2 separate regions of the Mus musculus genome follow, and region 2 is linked to region 1. Evidence: chromatin contacts called from ENCODE POLR2A ChIA-PET data. All regions are on one chromosome and are shown on one strand. The core of a region is the stretch at or near the end of the contact, and the rest is flanking DNA. Distances in the headings are between cores, read along the strand shown. Region 1 holds the start of Kmt5c (lysine methyltransferase 5C). Region 2 holds the start of Ppp1r12c (protein phosphatase 1, regulatory subunit 12C).

Region 1 (6,759 bases), core at 424-2,923:
ACCACAAGCCTCACCCATGGTGCATATTGTATACCCACAGGCTATACCCTCATCCTGGAATATACTTCAACAGTCTGGAAGACACTTTGCTATTTAGTGGGGTTTTTTCCCTTAAATATATTTTTATTAGCCATTTGAAAATCTCATATAATGTGACAGCACCCAAGGACGATATAGTCATCCTAACCCGGAGAGCTGCTTAGGGTAGGGAGCTGTCTTAGAATTTAGGAGAGAGAAGGGTGGTGAGGCATGGACCTCAGACACTTGAAAGTATATCAGTGTATGATATTTGCTTTGTAGACGCAACCATGAAGCTGTGAGTTGGCAAAACCCCAAGATCACAGAACGGTGCAAAACTTCAGCCTCCTTAAAAACAAAATGTTGCAGCAGCACATATACTAAAATTGCAGCGATACAGTGAAGATTTGCATGGCTCCTGTGCAAGGATGACGAGCAAATTCATGCCTGATCTACATGGTGAGTTCTAGGACAGTCAAAGCTCATGTCTCAAAAGAGAAGCTACTATGATTTAATCAATTGTGTGTGTGTGTGTGTGTGTGTGTGTGTGTGTGTGCGTGCGCGCGCGCGCGCGCGCGCCTTGGCATGAATGTGGAGGTCAAGGACAACCTTCAGGAGTCGGTGCTTTCTTTCCATTATGCGGATCCTGGCTATGAGACTTGTGGGCAGGTGCTTTTACACACTGGGCCATTTCAATGTCCCATCTCACTTCAATCGGTTGTTCCTTCAGTCTGTAGTAACAAAACATTCTGTGCTGTAGGCATTATCCTAACCCACCAAATAGATAACTCAGGAAAGACAAAAACAAAAGTAAGCTTACTTGTTTGGACGTAATTATGATATCCTGCTAATTATACTTGCAGGATTGAAGAGGTGGGTAATCTTAATTAAGGGGTTTCCCCAGGGGAGTGCCCCATGAATCAGAGCTTGTCTTCTAAGTCCCAACTTCTCAGCGTCGTCTCTTTCTGAACTGTTCACAGGCAGGACAAGAAAACTTCACAGAGTTCTTGTAGGTACAATTTTCCAAAGATAAGGAATACTGGGAAAGAGAAAAGATCTTCTTGCTAAGCAGGGTTGGCACTGAAGTTTTGTTGCCATGGCAACCAATGGTCTCCTGGGGCCGGGAGCGCGATGGCGCGTGTGTGCATTCACCTCTTTCCTTCCTGGTTCGCTCAGGGATTTTGCCCCACTTCAAGCTGAAAGAAAGAGAATAGAGCTCCGGATTTAGGGTGATGGGCGGAGGCCTTAACGAATGGAAGCGTGGTCCTGTCCAAGGCCAACCAATAATATACGAAGTTTGTCTCTGACAGAGCCCTCCCTCTTTTCACTTGGACCTGAATAACCTGACCCAAACAGAGTTTCTGTTGGAGCGACGGCTCTTTAAGCCAATGAAAGCACTGATTTGGGACAGTGCAGAAGAAGAGGCGGGACAGATTTTTATGGCAACGCCTGAATGACAGCGACCCGAGCCATTGGCTGTAGTTCGCTGGATTTATTGACAGAGTGGGCGTGGAGGGGTTTTGTCAGGGCACCGACTGGGGCCAGAAGAGGCGGGAAAAAGAGAGCAATGAGAGTCAGCCAATAAGAACAGCGCGAGTTTCATAGCAACGGAAGAGTGACGGCGGGTTGGGCCAAAGGAAGGTTAAGCTGTTTGTTACGCCGGCCGAGGGGAGGCGCGGCGGCTGTGTCGGACGAGAGCCGGAGGAGGCGGTGGGTGGAGGTGGCGGCTGCAACGCGGGTTCCTGAGGAGAAGGAGGAGGAGAAGCGGGTGAGGGGCGGCGCGGGGCCCGACCTCTGAGCCCCCTCTTGGCCCCCGCCCCGCGCCGCCCGGCCTCCCAGTCACCCCCTGAACCGGCTGTCCCCGGGCCCTTCCTCGAACCTTGCGGTCCAAGTCTCCAGCCCCGCGGATCTACGCGCTCCTCACTCGTACCCTTCCCTGCACCCTTGGAGCCCATGCAGACTCCTCTCTCACTCTCAGGACTTTCCTTGCACCTTAGGAGTCGCTCCTTGCCCCACCAGGGCCCATCCCCACCACCTTTTCCTGCATCGTAACCTACCTACCCTGTCACACTCAGGGCACTTCCTGACTCCTGTCTCACTATCCTGGTCTCTGAGGCCCTTCCTCTGACTCTCTGTTTCCCCAGCCCCCTTCTGCAACCTTCCCAGGCTTTAGTTAGCTACTTAGCGCCCTCAATTCCCTCCTCGAACCCGTAGGATCTTTCAGGTTTCCATCACTTCAAATCCCCCAGGATTCCCTCAAACCCTGCTTGGAACCGCTAAGCCCTTCCCTTGGACCCCAGGCATATCTACCCTTTGGATTTCGTGGGCTCCTCCCTTGCAACCTCAGGTGCCTTCTTCCCCCCACCCCCGCCAATCCTGACTTCCCTCCATCTTTCTCTCCCCTTTCTCTCCCTTCACATCATACTCCCTACACCTCACTTTGTCTTTTCCCAGCTTCCAGGCTTTTTTTCTAAGCACCCTCTTCATTTAACCCAGACCGTTTTTTTTCCAGATCTTTCTCCCAGAGTGGCGGAGTGTGTCTTGCCACACTCTGCCTTCTTGCTCTCTCCCAAAGCGCAGAATTGTCAGACACACCACAGTGAGGGTACTGGGTAACCTGGCCCTCCATTTTATTTGATTTGGTTTTCTGAATCTATTTTTTTCCCCTCTTTGCCTCCGACCCTTTGTTTTGACTTGTTCCTCCTCTCCTTTCTGTTCCTCCCTTCTTCCTGTTTTTTGTCCTCTGGCGGGCTTCCCTTTTGCTGGAGTCCTCGGAGAGGCATTAGGGACTGGATCCTTCTTCCCCTAATGGCTGCCTGGGCTCCACCCACAACCTTTTGACCACTCCCCAGAGGAGGGTGACCTTGGAGGGAGGTGCTGAGGACGGGAGAATCAGCCTAGCAGGGGGTCAGCAAAGGCAGGCCAGAAGCTCCTATGGAGTTCCTTTTCCCCTTTCCCTTGATGAGAGCCCAGCTATCCCAACTCCCTCCTGCCATGCTAAGCCTTTGGAGTTATCTCAGGCAGTTAATTAATCTTCCTTCCGCCTGGGTACACAGGGACCTGTCTCTTACATGTGCACTTGGCAAAGTGGTCTTTGTGTGTGCTGACATTCGAGAAAGTGTCCATGTCCTGGGAAGGTAGTGTATGTGATTGGGGGACATGCATCTGTTTTGCAAGAGGGGAGGAAATACTTACTGCACAGGAGACTATTTTTCTTAAGGTTTCCTCACTCGAAAGTACCTGTTGGGTGTCATTCTTACATAGAGTCCCATGAAGTCAATATTGATTACCCCCGTGCTCTCCTGCAGATAAGCAGGCTCTGGGGCCCACAGACACCCCATGCAGCGCCTGAGCGGCACATCCATGCTCTGTGCCAGAGCAGCATGGTTTTTAAAGCACCATGGGGCCTGATCGAGTGACAGCCCGAGAACTGTGCGAGAATGATGACCTGGCCACCAGCCTTGTTCTTGACCCCTACCTCGGCTTCCGCACCCATAAGATGAATGTCAGGTGAGGGGGAACTTGGGGGTCCTGGGTCCTGGACCCTTTCTCTTATGTTTTTACAATTCTCAGCCTGGTCTCCCTGAAGCTTCGGGTGGGGGCCAGGAGGCCTGGAAGTCCCTGGAACCCAGGCATACCCTTTCTCCCAGTCCTGTGCCCACCTTGCGACGACAACACCACCTTCGTTCAGCACTGGAAGCTTTCCTAAGGCAACGGGACCTGGAGGCTGCATTCCGGGCCCTGACGCTAGGAGGCTGGATGGCCCACTACTTCCAGAGCCGTGCCCCTCGGCAGGAGGCTGCTCTCAAGACCCACGTGAGGGAGCCCATGCCCCAGCCTGCCCTGCACAGTGCTCTCTCCATCTAGCTGGCAGATTCTAGATCTCTCAGGAGAGTAGCCCCCAGGCCCAAGACTGCCTTGCTGCTGGGGACAGCCTGCAAGGAAGGCCCAGAAGCCTAGAAGAAGAGAATTGGGGGCGGGCGAGCTGAGATGAGTCCACCCTCCTCTTCCTTTGACAGATGAGGACACCTAGACCCAGAGATGACCCAGGCCACACAGTCAGTGACAAAGTAGACCTGGTCCAAGAGAAAGAGGCCCCTGTGGTTGGCCCGGCTCATCTTCCTGCCCTCCCCCACTCTTCTCTCAGATTTTCTGCTACCTCCGCGCCTTCCTGCCTGAGAGTGGCTTCACCATTCTGCCCTGCACCCGCTACTCCATGGAGACCAATGGGGCCAAGATTGTGTCTACCCGTGCTTGGTAAGGGGGCTGCTGGGAGCAGAGACCCAGTCCGTCTGGATGAGGTAGGACCCAGGGAAAGTGGGGTTAGTGACACAGGACAACCTAGTGGATTTGAGAGAGAATGAATGGAGGATACAGTGGCTGGCCCTGTGCCTCAGAGCTCCTGTTCCCAGGGTGCTTCCCCAGCAAAGACTGGGAGGCATCGCTCAGAGCCCTATAGCCCAGCCTCTTGACAGGAAGAAGAATGAGAAGCTGGAGCTGCTGGTGGGCTGCATTGCAGAGCTGCGTGAAGAGGATGAAGACCTGCTTAGGGCCGGTGAGAACGACTTCAGCATCATGTACTCCACCCGAAAAAGGAGTGCCCAGCTGTGGCTTGGCCCAGCTGCCTTCATCAACCATGGTGAGGGCAAGGCTGGAGAGGGGATGGATGCTGGGGGGCGGGGGGGGGGGCAGGCGAGTGCATGAGACACGGGGGAGAGGCTGGGCTCACTTGCTCACTCCTTCTCTTTTCTCTGTTGTTCACCCAATGGCTGCAGACTGCAAACCCAACTGCAAGGTGAGACCTTCAGAGTGTGAAAAGGGCAGGCATGTGGGAATCTGAGGGAAACTGAGGGAGGGCTGGTTTTGGACTCTCCCACCTGACAAGGCAATTTCCTATCCTTTGCAGTCCCTCATAGTTGGTAGCAGCACCTAGGGTGGGCAGCACACGGGAAGGCATGTGCCCTCCAGGACATCAGACAGGGAATCAGTTGTGGCAGAGCCTGGGTTACTGACCAAAACGGAGGCAAGGGTGTTATGGGGAGACAGATTAGCAGGTGGCTAATCTCACCAGGCAGCTTTGAAGGCAGGGGCAGGGAAGAAGCCAAGAAATTCCAGGAGGCCAAGGACCTCTGCTAAGAAACTGTGGGTGGAAGGACAAAGTGAGGGAGGGGGAGGTGACTGGGCTGGACATGTTACAGAGGGTTTGGGAGGTCCAGTGGGTATAATATTGTCTTCTCATGCATCTTGGGAGACCAAAGCAGGAAAATTCTAAGTTCTAGGTTAATCTTGGTAACTTGAGTGAAACTTTATTTTAAAAGGGCTAGGGATGCAGCTCAGGGCCGGGTGCTTGCTTAGTGTGTGTAAGACCCTGAGTTAGTACCACAGAAACAAAACAGATAGTAGTTTAGTGGTAGTGCTCTTGCCTAGCATATGAGTGACCTGAGATCAACCCACAGGACCAACAAGAACAATAACAGAGTTTTGGTTGAGTACCCTACCTTGTAACTTGTGAAATAGGTGTTTGGGAGACAGAGGCAGGAGAATTGCTATAAGTTGGAGACCAGCTTGGTCTGCACAGTGAGTTTCGGGTCACCCAAGACTATATAGTAACAAGGTCCTGTCTTCAAAAAACTAAAAAGGAGGCTAGAAAGATGGCTCAGCAGTTAACAGCACTCACTGGCTGCTCTTCCAGAGGACCTGGGTTCAATCCCAGGACCCGTGTGGCCCTTCACACCTGTATGTAGGTCTAGGTCAAGGGCTTCTTATACCCTCACACAAGCATACATGCAGGCAAAACACCAGTGACCATAAAATAAAAATGTGTGTGTGTGTGTGTGTGTGTGTGTGTGAAGGTAAGGGGAGTCCCCTGGAAGCCCCCCATTTGTGTTCTGTCAGGACACAGACCTCTGGCCCTCTCTGGGAGCACCCATGGCATGAGTAAGGGTCAAAGCTCAGCTTCCTGACTTAGAACTGGAAAGCGTTATGGCTGTATGGCCAGGTCTTAGGTTTCTCCTGTTGACGCCCGCTAAGACTGCTGTTGAGGTCAGGTGGTGGGTACCTCAGAACGTACAAGACTTGTTCCATGTGTCAGAGGCTCTTAGGATGAATGACACACAGCCCCCACTAGGCCCTCTGCCTTGCATGTAGACACTGAGTGGGACAGAAAGGAGAGGGCACCAGGCACAGTCAGTCATCAGCTTGCTTACTGGGTAACAGTGGTCTGGAATCAGCAGGCTCTGGAGCAGCAGAGTTTTCCTACATGCTGAAGAAAACCAGATGCACAGGAGGGCAAGCTTTCACACCCTGTGGCTGGGTCTCTGATGAGGCACCCCATAACCAAAGATGGTGGCAATCTGACCACTAAACTTAGTCGACTCTCCTTCTAGCAGCATAATGGGAGGTTTGGTTTCTAGATGGCTATGGCAGCAGTGTGTAGGAGGCTCAGTAGAAAGGGAAGAGGTATACAAAGTGAGGGTGGCCATGAGGAGATTGGCAGGTGATGAAGGACCACCTCAAGGAAGAGCAGCAGGATGAGAGGAGAAGGCTCTTGGAGATGCTACACTCAGGCACTGGCCAGTTGGCCTGGAGGACATCAGGCAAGGATCATTTTGGGTGTCAGGTTTGAGTGGCTGGCTGGCTAGATAGCTAGATGGTGACCATGTTCCTTCCCAGATAGGGAGTGCAGAGGTAGTTACAGATATGGGAGAGAAATAAGAATGAGGAGTCTACGCCGGGTGTGGT
Region 2 (7,671 bases), core at 2,404-4,903, 240 kb before region 1:
TCCCAGAGACACAGTTGTGGGCCAGGGGCATATTTCCCAAATTTTCCTGTGCACAGGTTTCCTCAGAACATCTTTCCCCCAAACACCAACACCACACTACACCCCCGCTTCCTCACTTTAGAACAGAAAACTTGGGGAGAGGAAGGCCTCACCCTAGCTAGCACAGTACTCAGGGCCATAGGAGAAAGCTGGCCCCAATCCCTGATGACACTGGCTAGATGCTGGAACCACTGAGTCGAGAGAGGGGGCTGGGTCCCGACTCCTGAGCCCTCATGAAAATTAACCCCCTTCAAGTTCAACCATCTGGAGAAAGAGGGAAGGAAGCTACAAGGGCCAAGAGCATGAAGTCATGGAAATTTAGGCTGCAAGAGGGGGGCCACACGTGCCCTGGGAACGGGATGAACTCTGGGCGTCACTCTGGGCTCAGTTTATTTCTACTCTGTTGTCATGGTGACGGGAGGGGGGCAAGGAGGCAGATGGGCCTTTCCCTTTCAAGGGCCTGGCCAGGCACCGGCGTCCATGTGAAAGATGCCTGAGGCTGGGCACCAGGGACTCAGGAATCTAGGCCCACCTCCTCCTCCCTCAGACACAGAGCTCTAGTCGATCCTCTTTTCTTAGACTTGCCCCTCCTCCCTCAGATCCATGTGTTTGAGCACAAAATCTCTCCCCTGTTCAAACCTAGGACTCTTAACTCCCAGCCCTGCCAACCATAGACCCAACTCATAGCCATTATTGGGCAAGGCAGATTATTGGACAAAGGGAAGAAAAGAAAAAAAAGAGTATCCCTGTCTTGGTGAGGTAGAAGTTGGGGCTCAAGAAATATCACGGCAGGAAGCTGATGCCCCAAGGAGGGTTTAAAACTGAAAACACAGCTCCAGGTATAGAAATCAGGAGACACCAGAAGTCACCAGACAGAGTGACCAAATGTCCTTGTTTTCCTGGGACTGAAATTAGCTCTTGGAACTTTCACTGCTAAAGCCAGGGCAGTACAAGGTGGTGACAGCACACTCACCCCACTCTAGACCCAAGCTCCCTCTGCGTACTGGCCCTGTAAACCAACTGCTCTCTTTGCATCTCCTTTCCCAATCATCCAAGCCTCCTGCAAAGCCCTGAAGAGTGAGTTCACCAAGGTATCGCAGCGGTGGGAGGAGAGACCCACCTGGAAGGCTGCCTGACAGGCCAGGCCTGAGGTTACAGGTCCTGTCAGAGGAGGTGCTCTAGTGCCTCCAGCAGATGCAGAGGAGAGGGATGCAGTCAGAAGAGAAAGCTCAGAAGCCAGGGACTTGGGTGGTGCTAGAAGTCTGAACTGCTCTCCTGCACTGTTTAAAGATGCTGAGACCCTGAGAGGGGCCGCAGGGAAGTAGTGCCCTGCTGTATGTAAAGGAAAATGTCCCAGACAACACTGGGAACTCATTCCCAGGGTACACCGGCAGATCATGTAGGCCTCAAGGAGGAGCTTCCACATGACACTTCTCACCAGAGCTTCTAGGGACAGAGGTGACCACTGGTCCCATTCCACAAGTAAGAAAGCTAAAGGACACAGAGAAAGAACACTCAAGATAAAAGAGACAAAGAACAGACAGGCAAACAGACATTAAGTCAGTACTGATTGACTGGTTTTGTTTTTGTGACTACGTCTCATGTGGCCGAGAATGGCCTCAAACTCACTCTGTAGCTGAAGCTGACACTGAACCTCCAATCACCTTGCTTCCACTTTCCAAGCCCCTGGTTTCCTGAGCTCTAAGTACCCACTCTACCACCCAAGCTACATCGCAGCCCAGGACGGATGGATTCTGGGTGTTTTTTCTCTACCTGCAAGTGTGAAAATTGAACCTGTCAAATACCCTCGCTCTGTTTCCCATCTCCACAGGCAGCAGGCGTCCCTTCCAGGATCCCCTCTGTTCCCACCAGTAACTGAACTACGGGATCCTAGCAAGAAGAGAGGACAACCCAGGAGATGGAAGTTGCCATGAAAGAAGCTGCCCACCAGAAGACTGACATTGGACCAACACTGAGACCAGGAGGGAGAACTGGGATGTAGGCTCTTGTGTGACTTATCTTGTTCTCGGTCATCCTAACTGAATAAAAGCATCCTGAATCCAGAAGAACCCAAGCAACAACACAAGATGGTCCTGACTCTCGGGCACAGAGCACTGGAAAAAAATAATGTGTGGAATAGGTTCTAGAATCCTGGGAGGTGATAGGGTGGAAATCTAGGAGAGAGGGCACACTTTTTGAAGAAGGACGTTGGTTGCCTAAATAAAGTCTAGGAGATGAACCAACAATAGGTGAAGTGGCCATGTAATTCCAGAAATAAGAAGGGCAGAGAAGGGCCTGGCATGGTGGCGCACGCCTTTAATCCCTGCACTGGGGAGGCAGAGGCAGAGGCAGAGGCAGGCGGATTTCTTAGTTGGAGGCCAGTCTGGTCTACAGTGAGTTCCCAGCCAGGGCTATACAGAGAAACCCTGTCTCGAAAAAAAGAAGAAGAAGGAGGAGGAGGAGGAGGAGGAGGGCAGAGACATAAGGACCTGCATTTGAGGATGGCCTGGGCTACATAGCAAGACCTTGTCTAAAGGAAAAACAACAAAACAAAAGGAAAAGTGGTCCAGCTCCTCGAAGAGCAAATGCCTACAAGTTTCCAGGAAGGCAAACAATGTAAACAGAGAAAGAGAGTTGAGGAGAAACTTCTATAAGAGGTGACAAGCTCCCCAAATTGGGGGGGGGGGGGATGAATTGATAATGTAATTAAGGACATGGGATTGTAGGTAAGAGAAAAGATTAAAAAAAAAAAAAAAAGCAAAGGATGACGCGACAGAGGAAATGCCTTTTCAAGGAAACAACGTGGTACACTGTCCTGAGGCCACAACGTACAGCACAAGTCACGGGAAGAAGAGGAAGGCACAAACAGGATGGACCTTCAAAGAAGTGACACTGAAGGACCTGGGCCTAAAGAGGGTCAAGTCAGAGTGCAGGAGAACGAAACCACAGGCCTGGGTCAGGAAAGACTTCAGCACAGTCAAACAAGTACCAGCTAGGAAAGGAGGAACCCGGCCAGCATAGGCACGGAAGTAAGCGATGCTGCAAAAAATGCACGGGAGAGAGATGACAGCACGAATGACAGAGAAGAGGCGGCCACAGAGCAGGCGGGATCCTCAGCGATGGCACAGTCGAGGGGAGGTGGATCAGGGCCGAGGAGGGAGGATGCCCGAGTGGCGAAGACGCGGGGCGGGGGCGCTGACCTGGTGCAGGGCGCTGATGCCATCCGCGTTGGTGGAGTCGAGCACGGCACGGGCAGGCGGAGGGACGGCGGGGTCGGACGCAGCGCCGGAGCCGGGACCGGGATCCGCTGCGCGCAGCATCAGGCGAGCCTCGTCCAGATCGCCCCCCGCGCAGGCCGCCAGGAACTCAGCGGCGCGCTCGAAGCGGACCGTGCGGGCTCGCCGCTCCCCGGGGCCCGGGTCGGCGCCCGCCCGAGCCCCCCACTGCCGCAGCTGCTCCTGCCGCCGCTCACGGGCGGCCGCAGCAGCCGCCGCCGCCCCCGGGCCCGCTGCCGGACCATCCTCGCCGGACATCGCGCCGGCCGCTCGCCCGCCTACTAAGCGAGCGAGCGAGCACCGGGCGACGAACAGCCGCCACCCGCCCGCCCCGGGGGCCGCCGGGAACCGCCGCGCGACAAGCACCGCCCAGAAGCTCGCCCAGCCCCCGCTCGGTATATTGACGTCACGGCGCCGACCCAAAGCCCTCTGGGTAACCGAGTCCCGCCTGAGACTTGCGTAGCTATCGCTGGGGGCAAGGGCCTAAAAAGAAGCCCCTCGTAGCGAGCTGGGAAGTGGAGTTTCTCCCCATTGAGGAGCCTTGCATAACTTGAGCAGATAGGTTAGAGAATGAGGCAGCCGGCAGGCCGGCAGAAGTGCTGGGAAATGGGTTCTACAAGCGGAAGTCTTCGCTAGACTCGCTATATATCCTGAGGCACGTTTAGAAATCCGGAGCTGGAAGGGGTCGAACGAAAAACTCAAAAGGCACGCCCTCAATCCCAGCACTTGGGAGGCAGTGAGTTCGAGGCCAGTCTGGTCTGATCCTGGTCCTGAGTTCCAGGACAGCCAGAGCTACACAGAGAAACCCTCTCTCGAAAAAACAAGCAAAAAGAGAACTGCCTAAAGGAGGACATGTCCCTAGGGAGTGCTGGGAATCTGGGTAGAGCGGCCGGACAGGCTACTGGGGCATGCTGGGAAATGTAGTGTACTTTGTAAAGTGACTACCCCAAGGCGCATGGGAAATGATAGCGGATAGCGGATCCTGAGAGATAGAAATAAATTTTGCATACTTTTTACGATTTGTTTTGAGATAGGATGGCGCTCGAACTCATTAATAATGCCCTTGAACTTCTGATCTTCCTGTCTCCATCTCCTAATTGCTGGGATTACAGGAGTCTGTTTGTTTGTGTGTGTGTGTGTGTGGGGGGGGGGTTATTTTTGTTTTGAGACAGGGTCTCAGTATGTAGCCCTGCCTGGTTTGAAGCTCACTATGCAGACAGAATGGCCTCGAACTCACAAAACTCCGCCTCCTCCTGCCTCTGGAGTGATGAAATTAAAGGAGTGCCACCATGCCGTACTTGTTTTGGTTTTGAATCTGTCCCTCTCCCATCGGCTATAAGTAAACTCGATTTGTTTTCTTTGAGACCCTCTTAGTCCTAATGACTAGAACTAAGCCTGAGAGTAGGCAATAAAAAATATTTCGAATGAATGAATGAATGGGCTCCCTAAGGCATCAGGTAGACCAAGGGCCGACGGGAAATTGAGTTCTCAAACAAGATTAAAGCTTGTCACCGCCAAACTCATCTTTTAACATGGCGATAAAGTTCCCGAGCAAAGTTCAAGGAAATCAGATAACATAGGGCAAGCTGGGAAATGTAGTCTCAAGGCCACGCCTCCAAAGGGTTCAGCTCCAGACTTCCAAATATGTCTCAGAATGCAAGGTACCTAAGAAGTCAGTTTCCAGACCAAGAACGAGCCCACGTTTTCTAGTGGTAATAATTCCCTGAGCATACCAGAAAGAGGGCCCTCAAACATGACCAAAATAACCACATACTTTTCTTCAGCCCACCTGGGGCTGCAAAAGACACTAGGAATTATAATTCAGATTGTATCATGCTCTCTGGGCCTGATTTTGTTGTTCGGTTCTTTTTTTTCCTCCCCCCACCCCCTTTCGCTCCGGCCCTGCTCTCTCCAGCCCATAGGTTTTTTGTTTGTTTGTGTTTTGTTTTTGTTTTCTCATTAAGGAAGGTTGTGAGCCACTCAGTGGTTGCTGGGATTTGAACTCATGACCTCCGGAAGAGCAGCTAGTGCTCTTAACTGCTGAGCCACCCCCTGGCATGACTTTGTAAGTCTAAAATGTGATGTTCCACTAGGTTTGAAAGTTTTTCCAACAGATAAGAACACCTAATAAACACCTGATAAAAATAATGTGATATTTCACATTATCTCCCCTAAAAATCCAATTTGAGAAGGATAAAAAAAACATTTTGAAACAGGAACACAGACCTACCAAAGTCTTAACAGAAAGCTGTCAAAATTTGCATAGGGAAAACAAACGTTTTTCCTAAGGGGAACTAAAGCAGCCCACCCACTCCATAATCTTTGGATTTATGCAGAGAAATAAGCCATAAAAAGCTCGAGTCCTGGGAAACAATGGTCATAAATCCAAAAGGATAACCCTGATATGAGATACGTGAACCCTACCCCACACCACACACACACACACACACACACACACACACCCACCCTTCTTCCCCAAGGCAAGAAGTCCATCCTTGGGACCCACAAGGAAGGAGAGCACTGACCAAAAACTATGTTCCGGTTTTGAGTTCCTGAGCACAGCATTCGTGCACACCCTTCTAACCACTGAATGGGAGAGCAGCAAAACTGATGACTGCTAAGCCCTTGCTCCTGCCCCAGAACCACATGTCTTTTGCTAGTCGTTCTAGTCATTGTACATGTATGCTTACGTATGACAACACATGTGGGGGGCAGAGGGCAACTTGCAGAAGTTACTTCTTCCTTCCATGTGGGTTGTGGTCTAATCCAACCCAGGTCACGATGCTTGGCAGGATCCACATCTACCTGCTGGGCTGTGTCCTGGGCCCTAGGATCACAGCTTATAAATCTATTCCTCTATCAGCCCTGTCTGTCTGTCTGTCTGTCTGATGAGACAGGGTTTCTTGGTGTAGCTTGGTGTAGCCCTTGATGCCCTGAAACTCGCTCTGTAGACCATGCTGGCCTCAAATTCATGAGATATGCCTGTGTCTGTCTCCCGAGTGCTGGGATTAAAGGCATATGCCACTACCACCTGTATTGTCTTTATTTCTCATATAGGATGGTCTTGAACTCACTGTGTGGCCAAGGAATGACCTTGAAACCCCGAGCCTCCTGTGTCTACCTCCCCGGTGCTGGGATTACTGTCACTCGCCATCGTATCTAGTTTAAGCAGAACTGGAGATTTACCCCAGGGTCTCATGAGCTCTAGACAAGTTGTACTCCCAGTCATGAACTTGAACTCTCTTTAATGACAGTTGATGGCTCTCCCAGGCAGTATGGAGATGTCGATCAACCCACATAATAACAACCCTGAAGAACTTAAGCAGATGCCTGGGGGCACTTTATTTTGAGTTACAGATGGGACACGCTCCAGTGGCTCCTGGGCTCCACACAGCAGGTCATGTCCTGGCAGTCTCACTTCCAGCGGCCTCCAACTCGACCCTTCCCAGCCCCCTTTCGGCTGTGGGAGAAGAAGGTGGTGTCAGGAAGAGGTTCTGAGCCTCCGAGATAAGCTTAGCACAGCATCTTTAAAATTCAGGAAGTCCACCAAATACCCACCCCCACCCAGAGGAAGTCGGGAGCAGAGGCCAGCAGTGCTATTTCTTTTTTGCAGTACTGGGCACTGAGTCAGGGCCTCTCCCATGTTAAGTAAGTACTTTACCACTGAACCACAAACCAGGCCTCTCACTGGGGGATTCTAGGCAGGGGTTTACCTATGAGCCACGCCCCCAGCCCCTCACGGGGAATTCTAGGTAGTGGTTCTACCACTGAGCTACGACCCCCTTTGAGTGCAGCTCTTTCAGATAATGCCCAGTGGTTGGTGGGAGTTGACTTTCTTGGTTAGTTCACAGATAACTCATGCAAATTTATGTGAAAGGGGCTTGAGCGTGAAAGAAGGGTTAGCTAGAGGTGGTGACATGCATCAGGGCTCAAGAGGGCTGGAAGAGTACAGAAAAGGCTAGAACAAGAAAGAGACTGAGCAGGAAGCCTGGACATGGTGGGGAACACCAGTGATGTCAGCCCTGAAGAGGATGAAGCAGGAGCATCAGGAAATGTTTGAGGACAACCTGGCCTACATACGTGTGTGTGTGTGTGTGTGTGTGTGTGTGTGTGTGTGTGTGTAATCCCCCAGTGAGAGGCCTAGTTTGTGGTTCAGTGGTAGAGTACTTACTTAACATGGGAGAGGCCCTGACTCAGTGCCCAGTACTGCATACATACATAGATATTCATATATGTATACATATGTGTGTACACACACACACACACATGTGCCAGGTTTGGAAGATGGAGGCAGGCAAGTGTCAGGAGTTTAAGGGCAGTCTCAAATACCAATGGAGTTCTAGGTCACTCCAACTTA

What was found. ChIA-PET counts read pairs that join two places held with the same protein, here RNA polymerase II (POLR2A).
Region 2: POLR2A ChIA-PET joins it to region 1 with 10 read pairs in embryonic stem cell. The contact joins the promoter of Ppp1r12c here to the promoter of Kmt5c in region 1. POLR2A ChIA-PET finds 5 or more read pairs at or near these places in 2 of 5 experiments (Patski and embryonic stem cell).

The regions. Positions count from the first base shown.
Region 1 is chr7:4,738,454-4,745,212 of GRCm38, forward strand. It overlaps Kmt5c (lysine methyltransferase 5C), which reads left to right and starts at 1,674. Exons shown (of 9, transcript NM_146177.2): 1 at 1,674-1,786; 2 at 3,327-3,528; 3 at 3,669-3,834; 4 at 4,166-4,275; 5 at 4,494-4,657; 6 at 4,794-4,813. The coding sequence starts at 3,419. It overlaps Gm24537 (a small nuclear RNA gene), which reads left to right and starts at 379; the gene lies at 379-480. Gm42369 (a long non-coding RNA gene) reads right to left here and starts at 1,627. Exons shown (of 2, transcript XR_881802.3): 1 at 839-1,627; 2 at 537-749.
Region 2 is chr7:4,498,027-4,505,697 of GRCm38, forward strand. Ppp1r12c (protein phosphatase 1, regulatory subunit 12C) reads right to left here and starts at 3,654. Exons shown (of 22, transcript NM_029834.3): 1 at 3,240-3,654. The coding sequence starts at 3,572. It overlaps Tnnt1 (troponin T1, skeletal, slow), which reads right to left. Exons shown (of 14, transcript NM_001277903.1): 14 at 6,544-6,774. The coding sequence ends at 6,729.